Regions from separate parts of the Homo sapiens genome. Here all the other regions are linked to region 3. A link is a contact called in ENCODE Hi-C or POLR2A ChIA-PET data. All regions are on one chromosome and are shown on one strand. The core of a region is the stretch at or near the end of the contact, and the rest is flanking DNA. Distances in the headings are between cores, read along the strand shown.

Region 1 (3,284 bases), core at 22-2,521, 100 kb after region 3:
AACTATGGCCTCACCTGATTTAGAGGACGAGGAGGACTCTGCAGAAAGCACTTCCTTGGCTGTTGGTAGAGATTAGATATTTGCGGGCAGAGAGTTGGGTCAACCCAAGCCTTCATCAACATCCCACAGGGACCTCCCTTGAGGTGACTTTCATTCATTAGATGGAGGATGGCATTGCAGGTCCTGTGCCAGGCACTGGGGAGATAGGCTTTGTCTTTTTTTTTTTTTTTTTGGTGGCATCTCTCGCTCTGTCGCTCAGGCTGGAGTGCAGTGGCACGATCTTGGCTCACTGCAACCTCTGCCTCCCGGGTTCAAGTGATTCTCCTGCCTCAGCCTCCTGAGTAGCTGGGATTACAGGCGTGCGCCACCTTGCCCAACTAATTTTTTGTATTTTTAGTAGAGAAGGAGCTCACAGCATAGTAGAAGGCTCAGACTTTGGACTATTTCCTAAGAATCTGATAAGTGAATACATTTCCAGGATTCTTAGCGGATGGCCCGAAGTCTTGGGATAGTGTGTGAGGGCCAGAGGGGAAAATTGAAACAATGAAGAGAATTGAGAAATTCCTCATTGGAAACTTCTGTCTGTGATGCTTGGGGTGGGATAAGAGGGGGGGTCTGTTCTAGCTAAGATTCAATACCAATGGTTATCTCTTTGATTATAGCTTAGGGTGAGGCTGAGTGATCTATCTCCACTGTTTGGTCTCCCCAGAGTTAGCTGTTTATTTCAAACCACCAGTCACTTGTGGTGTTTTGACCTAGAAGCCATGCAAGGCAGTTTGAACTGTGCTTGAAAGGGTGGGGAGGCAGGGCTTGTTCTGAACTGTGAGCTGAGGAGGCAGCGATGGGTGCCCTGTGCTCTAATAGAGGTCTGAGAAGTGAACTGGGTGGCCAGCTGGGTCTGCCTGCTGAGAGCTTGCTGGGGCACAGGAAGCCGTGCCCCTCATTCCCTTTGAAATAGCTTTGTGTTTGTCATTCTTGTGACTTGGATACCCTTTTGGACCCCGTATCTGTGGGCTTAGCATCAGTCAGATGCTGTTTATCAGACAGTCTTACCTGGGGTTTGTTATCCGTGTGTGTGTGTGTGTGTGTGTGTGTGTGTGTGTGTGTGTGTGTGTGTGTGTGTAGCGTGGCTGGGTCAGACTGGATTCCTTGTTGAGCATCTAGCTAAAAGAGGTTAAGAGGAGGCTCATATACTGCTGAAGGCCAGAGGGCTTTGCTGAACGCTGGTCATCTTAAAAACGAGCTGGGCTATTTATAATTTGGCAGGCTGCCATGGGACTTGAATGAATGGCAGTCTGTGCAGGCTCACATACTCTGTGTACTGAGTCTGAGCGTGGGTTTGTTCATTTATGTGCCCCTGTGCATGGGTGTGGATGTGATTTCCTGGCGTGCAGGGTAAGGACTGAGGAGGTGGGGAAGCAGGTTTTGCCCTGGTCCTCTGGTCCGCCAAGAGGCCACAGGTACCCTTATTTATGCCTGGGATGTTGGTGTTTCTGGTATTTTAAGCCACAGAAACGTTTGAGGGAGTAGACCTGGACTATCTCTTTTTACTCCTGAGGAAACTAGGCCAGAGGGGTTCCCTTGGGCTCAGAGGAGGCCTCGGGTCAGGGGCCATCCCGGGTGGGAGCTGTAGCTCTGGCCAGCTTGCTCCTGTCAACACTGCCCCCTGCCGCTCTCCCAGGGCTGCAGGGACCTGGTCGTGCTGGAGACGGATGTTTTCAGGCAGCGCTTTGTAGGAGGCAGTGACGCTGGTAACCCACTAATGTGAGGATGAAGTCTTTGTATTCTGTTTCCATTGACGGGGACGGGTTTGCAGAACCACCCACACCCTTGCCTGGGCCTGGTGACTCATGAGGACAAGATGGCTGACCAAGGAGAGGGAGAGGTTCCACTCCCTCCAAGGCCCAGGGCTGACTCTTTTTCATGCATTTGGTGCTAAATTGCTGCCCTGAGGCTCTTGAATAGCTTGTATGAACTCTGGTCCACCCCTCTTGCCTCTCCTAAATCCCTTGGGAGGTGTCCCCATGCCCTACACACTGCCTGCTCTGTCACCTCACCACCCTGCAACCAGCTGGGCTGGCTGGTTTTCACTGCTGGGAGGTAGATTTTTTTTCAAGAAGTATGAAAGTATCATTGGCATATAGACAGACCTCTGCACTCAGCTGGAACTGGGTTTTGAATCGCAGCTTCAGGACTCAATAATGTTGTAAATCTCTGAACTTCTTGGAGACTTTGTTTTAGGAAGACAGGACCCTATAAGACAAAGTCCCTCTGTGAGGTCCAGCACAGAAGGCATCTCTCACCAGGGTCCCTTTCTTTTCCCTTTTCTCTCAGCCTGATTCTGTGCTTTCTTTCTTCCTTTTCGTTGTTATTTAAACTTATGCATGTAATTTCAGCCTCATAAGGGACATTATGTAGATTAATTGCCATATGGGAAGTACTTAAAGCATGTTGCCTGGCACACAGTAGGTGTGTAGCAATAGTAGTCATTGTTTTAGGCAAAGATGATGCCTGCAGGGGTTTCTTTCATTATTATTTCACTATTTATTTCATAATTGTAGCTTCATGGGGAGGACAGAAGGGTGAAGGGATCTCAGGGAGGCATTCTTCCCTTCACCCTGGAGACCTCCCTTGCTTGGCTGTACATTTAAACTGGCCTCCGCGTGGGTTCATGGTCCTGTACATCAACACAGCTGATTTTTTTTTTTTTTGAGACAGAGTCTTGCTCTGTCTCCAGGCTGGAGTGCAGTGGTGCGATCTCGGCTCACTGGGTCCTCCACCTCCCGGGTTCAAGCGATTCTCCTGCCTCAGCCTCCCAAGTAGCTGGGACTACAGGCGCGTGCCACCACGCCCGGCTAATTTTTGTATTTTTAGTTGAGACGGGGTTTCACCGTGTTGGCCAGGATGGTCTCTATCTCTTGACCTTGTGATCTGCCCGCCTCAGCCTCCCAAAGTGCTGGGATTACAGGCGTGAGCCACTGCGCCTGGCCAACACAGCTGATTTTTATAAACCTTCTAGAGACATTTGCCTTCTTGGTTTTTAAGCATAAACAACCTCACTTTTGTAAAGGGGAGTTGCTGTAAGATTCAGAACTTGGAGAGGTTTTTGTGTGGGCGTTTATTTTTCTTAAACAGCACGAGGTTTGTGGGATTCTATAGGGTTTTGTACAGCCTGACCAGCAGTTAGCCATCTCCCCTCCCCTTCTCCCGGAAGAAATGGGTGTTTTGTTCTCCACTGGCCTCTCCTCGTGTGTTTCTTCTTCTGGGAAAAAACCCACAACCCC
Region 2 (3,377 bases), core at 399-2,898, 84 kb after region 3:
CCCGTGGCAGTCCCCTCACCCTCTGTCAAAGCGCATGTTGACACTGAGAGGTCATGTGATTACTTTGACGGAGTATCTCCAGCTGTAGATAGTTACAGCTTGTGTGTGTATGTAGGGCGTGAACATGGGGCGTGTGGAAGGCCTGATGCTTGCACAGGACGGAGTAGATCAGAAGGAGAGGTTTTTCCTGAAGGTGGCAACAGTAAGAGACAAGGCCTGGGAATGTAGAACCTTCTAGACTACTGGTGGACTTCCTCTCTGCCTCTCTCCCTCTGTCCCTCCTCCCCATTCATTCTCCTCCTCCTCCTCCTTCTCCTCAGGCACAGTATACTTTTACTGAGACAAAATAAATAGTCCTGGTGCAGTGGCTCAAGCCTATAATCCCAAGACTTTGGAAGGCCGAGGTGGGGAGGATCGCTTGAGGCCAGAAGTTTGAGACCAGTGTGGGTCACATAGTGAGACCCTATCTGTACAAAAAATGTGCCTGTACTCCTAGCTACATGGGAGGCTAAAGCAGGAGGGTCGCTTGAGCCCAGGAGTTCGAGGCTGCAGTGAGCTATGATTGTACCACTGCACTCCAGCCTGGGCAACAGAGTGAGGCTTCATCTCAAAACCACAAAAATAACAACAAAGCAAAATAAATAGAAATCACACCTTGGTGAAAGGGCATTTGGAGGCCTGTCAGGTAGTTTATGCTGCAGTGTTTGACATTTTGGGCTTTAATTACACAGTGGTTTAATATTTAATACTATCAAATGTTACACAGCTTTACAATTATAGTTCTACATATGAAAATTGAAAGGAACTATCAATCCACTCAAATCGTATTTAGTGATAGTAAATACCAGGTATTTTAAATAATAACTCTCATTAATTGCATCTCCACTGTGTACTAGGTACTACACGAACTGCTTTTATTAGTAGATAAATGGGGCCAGGTGCGGTGGCTCACGCCTGTAATCCTAGCACTTTGGGAGGCTGAGGAGGGCGGATCATGAGATCACGAATTCGAGACCAGCCTGGCCAATATGGTGAAACCCCATCTCTACTAAAAATACAAAAATTATCCGAGCATGATGGCAGGTGCCCGTAGTCTCAGCTACTCAGGAGGCTGAGGCAGAAGAATCACTTGAACCCAGGAGACGGAGGTTGCAGTGAGCTGAGATCGCACCACTGCACTCCAGCCTGGGTGACAGAGTGAGACTCAGCCTCAAAAAAAAAGATAAATGGGTAATTCTTACAGTCTCCCTGTGAGGTAGGTATTCTTTTGTCTTGTCACAGGTGAGGAAAATGAGGGTCCGGGACAGGAAAGTACATGCCCAATGGCACAAAGCTGCCAAGGGACAGAGAGAGCGCTCAGTCCAGGGCTAGCAAACTCCAGACCCATGCTCATTCTCCAGCCATCATTGTCACCGCTAACCCTGCTCGTGGTCTGCTTTGATGTCATGGAAAAATTGGCCCATCTGAGATGTGGCGCATTATATAAATCAGTACAGCGTAAATCACCATCATCACTTGACATTTAAGCCTTTTTTTCATTTTAATTTGGATATTACTTTGTCAAAGATTAGGCAACGTAATTTTGGCAAGGTGTTATTTTTGGCAGTGCACTTACGAATGGGTGAGTCAGCCTGGCTGTGGATGCATCATTGGTGGCAGGGCACCATGGGTTTCTTTCTTTGTCCAGAAATAGACACTGGTCTCTGGACTGGTGACACTTCAGGAGGCTCCAGATGACTGTACTGGGTGCGTGTATAGCAGCCTTCTATGAGGAACTAAAGGGGCCACCTCATCTTGGCCTCTAGATAGGACTCTATTCTTTAATGAGTCCTTCAGATATGTGGGTTCGAGTCCCATAGGGAGAGAAAAAACTTTTCCCAAAAAGTTAAAATAGAGTGATCTTTTGTGATGCATATCAAAATAAAAACCATGGGATGGCTTATGAAAATTAATGGAATTAAATTTCCCAGAAATGGCTAAAAATGTGCAGCTTGCAACCCAGCAGTTTATTAAAGACTTGAGAACATTATCTTCGCCATTCGAGTTAGATTTAAGTATATGCTTTTAACCTGGGCCACACACAGTAATAGAAGAAGCCCGACAGAAATGTAAAGACCTGCTAATTTCCTTTGTGATCTTGGGCCTCGTCTTACTTCTCTGGGCCTTGGCTATCTTTTCTACAAATTTCGGCTTTGTAGACATTGGATGAGATTTCAGATCTCTTCCAGCCCTGTAGCTGCATTCTATTCTGTTGGCCAGCGCCTGCTCATGCCTTTCCACAATTGAAGTGTCTGTTGCGTGGATCACCATCACCATCCTCCTTCTGTTCTGAGCTACATCCCAAGTTGCCCAAAGTCAGGTTAAGTCCAGCATAATTTGCCATTTGTTAAAGTATGCCTGTTGATTTGTCATCTTTCCTTCTTGACTTCCCTCCCTCAGCACAGATCTCTCATGCCAGTAGTCAAATATAAAATTTTTCATACCCACCCAGCGTTTTGCATGGGTTCTTCACTCTCTCCTGCCCGCCCCTCCTCACCAAATGAGTTCTTTCTTTGCGAAGCTGGAGCCAAACCACCAAAATGCCACAAAGACATGTGGCGCAGCTTTTTCCAGTTTTTCTCTTGCGGTAGTTACAATATTATTAAAAATCCATTAAATTTTAATGTACCCTATAAAATATGTGCTCTTGTGAAAGCAAGCACAGATAATTATTTCTGATGAATAAACCAAGAGGACAAGTATGTATGAAGTTCATGCTGCAGCATTCAATTTTTATTATATACATCTCCTGCAGGGGCAATCACTGTGATGTTCCAGCTGGTTGTGTGGAGGGCTGGTTCTTCTCAGAGATCCTTTGGGGCAGCATGAACCCTGAACTCTCCGAATGTTCTCAGAGCTTGTTATTACCTGGAAAGAGAGAGCCCTGTGTAGGAGCTGTCTTCTGTTAAGCTCTTCAAACAAAAGAATGAAGGACTAAATGAATCAGGATGAGAAAAATGCAGTCTCTCTAATACTCCAAGGTATCCTTCTGGGATGAGGAGGGAAAAATCAGACATACATTTGAAGATCTTCTACCTAGTAGCTCTGTTCCCTTGAGCCAGTCTCTTAGCTTCTCTGAGTATTTGTTTCCTAAATGGGAGATGAGCGTTCTCTCTGCCTTGGGGCTTAACAGAGGCACAGAAGAGCCTGTGTCTGGCTCAGAGTGGGAATTCTGACTTGCGGTTTCCCTCTTTCAGTCTTTTTCTTCTTCTTCTGGAGATCCTTTGAAAGTTTTCTCATAGCTCCAGAAGTTGGAAAACAGAGCTGCTGCCTGGCCTCCTGGAGTCTGTGTGGTGTGAGGCTTGGGAGCCATTAACACATGACTATCTAGTGTCACA
Region 3 (3,075 bases), core at 331-2,830:
CTTGGGATTTTAACCCAGGTTTCCAGATGAGGAAACTGAAGCTCAAGGAAGTTGATTACCTTCTTCCCAACTTACAGAAGCCAGTATTAGACTAGGGCCCTGACCCTGATCAGCCTGACAAGAAAACCCTTGTTTTCTTTTCCACGGCCCCACAGAGTGGCCCATGTTTCTCAAATGCTGCAATCTAGGATTGACCCCAGGAACCCCTTTGGGGTCATTACATTTTACTTCCACTGTCTGATGGCATTGGTGTGGTCCATGCGAATACTCACAGCTTTAAAACCATCTGATTGTCTCTGAGACTCATTTTCTCTCCACTTTCTCGGCCTCTAGCCTTCACGGCTGGGTGTCTCAGAGGCTGGGCTCTCTCCTCTGGGAAGGCTGTTGTCTCTGTGTCGCTGGCTAGCCTGGGTCTCAGGGGCAGTGAGAATCCCTGGCGGCTGTCCCTGTCGTGTTTACCACCTTGGCAACAAGCGCTGCTCTTGGCACCACGGTCGAGTCCTTAGCTGGACGGTGACTCGGGCTGGGGGCTCCTTCTTCACATCATGAATTGGTCTTTTGCCAAGCCAAAACAGCGGCTGCTTGCTTTTCAGAAGGAAAGGTTGTTCATATTTATTTTTTAATTAGAAAATGAATGCATGCTCCTTACAGAAGATTCAAAACATATAGAAAAGTGCAAATAAATGAATGTTTTGGTATATTATCATTTTTGTGTGCATACGTATTTAAAAACAGAATTGGAAAAGAACCCAGAATTAGAATCACGCTGTGTTGTGTGCATGTGTATGTGCTTTTGCATTTACTAGTACTTAGTAATAATTTTCACGTGTTACTAGATGGTTGTAAAAACATGATTTTTAATTGGTGTGTAACGTTCTCTCATCTCAATGTAAAATACAGATACGTTTTAAATATACCTTACCGCCAAGGACGAGATTTGTATGGGTTTTATTTTGTTTTTTATTTATTTTTGAGACAGAGTCTCTCTCTGTCGCCCAGGTTGGAATGCAGTGGCGTGATCTCGGCTCACTACAACCTCCACCTCCTGGGTTTAGGAAATCCTCCTCCTCAGCCTCCTGAGTAGCTGGGATTACAGGTGTGCGCCACTATGCCCAGCTAAATTTCTGTATTTTTAGTAGAGATGGGGTTTCACCATGTTGGCCAGGCTGGTCCCGAACTCCTGACCTCAAATAACCCACCCACCTTGGCCCCCCGAAGTGCTGGGATTACAGGCATGAACCACTGCACTGGCCTGTTTTATTTTATTTTTTGAGACAGTCTTGCTCTGTCGCCCAAGGCTGGCGTGCAATGGCACGATCTAGGCTCACTGCAGTCTCTGCCTGAGACCATAATCTCTGCGGTCTCTGTCCATGAGACCATAAATAAAGAATAAGGAGCTTGGCAGGCCCCACGCAGACTTGTTGCATCCCAGTTGCTTGGGGACCCTGAAGGCTGCATAACTCGTAGCCGGGTCTCTGCCTGGAGGAGCGGGCTGGTGTTAATTCACTGACCCGGGGAGCTGTGCCTGCCTGTCAGCCTCTCCATCTTGTTGGTGCTGAAAACCTCTCTTCCTCATTTTGGTCCCTGCTATGGCTTTTTATTCAAGGCTGTGGTTTGAGTTCTACCACAAAGCAGATAATGTGGCATGAGCAGCTCACGCAGGGACTGCCCTGCCTCCCTGTCTTCACCTACAGGGGCTGCCGAGATGGGGAAGGGCCCCACCCCTGAGTTCCCCTTTGTCTTCCTTGTCTCCTTTGCAAGGAGAGTCCTTTATTTGTTCTTTTAATGCAACTGGCCTCTCTGAAGAGGCTTTCCAGATCAATTTGGCTTGTCAGGGGTGCCAGGCTTAAGTTTTCAGGCATCTAAAGAAGTGGTGGGGGAGAGGGGATCAGACTTTTCTTTCTCTTTGTGGCTTTCAAAAGAAAATCACGGACGTTAAAATAAATGACGCAAATATCTGTATTTTTTGTATCAAAGAGACAAATGGCATAAATGCAGATTATAGGGTATTCCTTAGAACTGTCCATCACACAGGAGCTCCTGGGAAAGGCAAGCAGCCCGCGAGGCACCACCCGGTTTCACTGAGCAGAGGGTGAGTGGTGGCTTCGCGTTTGGGCAGCCTCCAGGGGGTCGGCATATTTAGATCATCGTCTCACGGATTGATTCAGGATTGTCTTAAAAGCCAACTCGGTTTCCAAGTGTTTCATTCTTGCATGCACGCTTAAGAAAGTCAAAGCCATTTCCATTGTCTTCTGTTTGATCTGCACTGACCATCCTTCAGCTCCTGCCTCCACTTGCGTGATGCTTTCTCTTCTGGTTGAAGAACTGGCAGCGTTGGTTTGGGCTGCTCCTCCCTCCCTCGGGCCCCCTCCCTGTGGCACGGACTTGCCCTGCTGTCGTGGATGATGGTCTGTGTGCAAGGGGTTGAGTCCCGTTTGCCATGCTCCTGGTGTTTCTAACTTCTCAGCCTTTCGTTTCACACCCTGCCATGATGACAGTATATCCATTTTTCATTCTTTGGGACATTTTCTCTCCAAGGAAAGATGCTCATGCACGTTTGCAGTGGGTGAACTGTTGCCTTCCTGTGATCAGTCATTGGTAGGGCTGCTTCTGTGTCTCCACCCGTGAGTCTCCATCACCAGTTGAGGACCTTTGGGTCTCCTGACTCCCAGAAACTTTTCCAGCTTCCCATGGTCTGTGCTTAGGGTGTATTCTGGGCCATGGCCTCCTGGAAAACCATTTTCCCAGCTGAGATGGATTCCCCAAGGTCCCTGGCCTCCAGTGTGGCGGTCCCTCAGAAGCTCATCAGTGACCGGGAATGGAACTGACTGCTATAAAGTTGTGAGCCTGCCCAAAACTGGGCAGCAGAGGTGTTGGAATTCAGCCCACCTGGGCTCAAGTGTGGGTTCCAGCCCTTCCTAGCTTGTTGACCTTGAGTGATACTGACTAACATTTCTTGACCATTTGCCCTAGGTTGGCTTACCTTAACTCCATGATGTCTCATTTAGTCCTCACAGTAGCCCTCTGAGAAAGGTATTATTCTTACCTTACTAGGCTTCAAAGAGGCTCAGATCC

The links. A loop is a pair of places that touch in the nucleus more often than their neighbours do. ChIA-PET counts read pairs that join two places held with the same protein, here RNA polymerase II (POLR2A). Pooled maps may share reads with other maps.
Region 1: a loop to region 3 is called in a pooled map, with 2.2 times the contacts of the local background. The contact joins two enhancer-like sites. A Hi-C loop is called at or near these places in 1 of 168 maps with a recorded cell type or tissue (transverse colon) and 4 of 50 pooled maps. POLR2A ChIA-PET finds 5 or more read pairs at or near these places in 2 of 52 experiments (A549 and naive thymus-derived CD4-positive, alpha-beta T cell).
Region 2: a loop to region 3 is called in a pooled map, with 2.1 times the contacts of the local background. The contact joins two enhancer-like sites. A Hi-C loop is called at or near these places in 2 of 168 maps with a recorded cell type or tissue (aorta and transverse colon) and 2 of 50 pooled maps. POLR2A ChIA-PET finds 5 or more read pairs at or near these places in 2 of 52 experiments (GM12878 and WTC11).

The regions. Positions count from the first base shown.
Region 1 is chr17:57,439,345-57,442,628 of GRCh38, forward strand. All of the region lies in intron 6 of MSI2 (musashi RNA binding protein 2), which reads left to right. Among named protein-coding and RNA genes, the nearest start is that of MSI2-AS1, 170 kb to the right of the region's middle. RefSeq lists a silencer at 1,385-1,444 and an enhancer at 1,855-1,914. Within about 2 kb of position 1,272, at least 24 of the 41 ENCODE cell types and tissues checked have a DNase peak (open chromatin) inside an H3K27ac peak, as active enhancers do.
Region 2 is chr17:57,421,248-57,424,624 of GRCh38, forward strand. The region is part of intron 6 of MSI2 (musashi RNA binding protein 2); the gene reads left to right. Among named protein-coding and RNA genes, the nearest start is that of MSI2, 170 kb to the left of the region's middle. RefSeq lists an enhancer at 1,518-1,697 and a silencer at 1,547-1,747. Within about 2 kb of position 1,649, at least 10 of the 41 ENCODE cell types and tissues checked have a DNase peak (open chromatin) inside an H3K27ac peak, as active enhancers do; they include GM12878, where a contact is called at or near this core.
Region 3 is chr17:57,337,136-57,340,210 of GRCh38, forward strand. The region is part of intron 5 of MSI2 (musashi RNA binding protein 2); the gene reads left to right. Among named protein-coding and RNA genes, the nearest start is that of MSI2, 82 kb to the left of the region's middle. RefSeq lists a silencer at 1,431-1,598 and an enhancer at 1,500-1,649. Within about 2 kb of position 1,581, at least 3 of the 41 ENCODE cell types and tissues checked have a DNase peak (open chromatin) inside an H3K27ac peak, as active enhancers do; they include GM12878, where a contact is called at or near this core.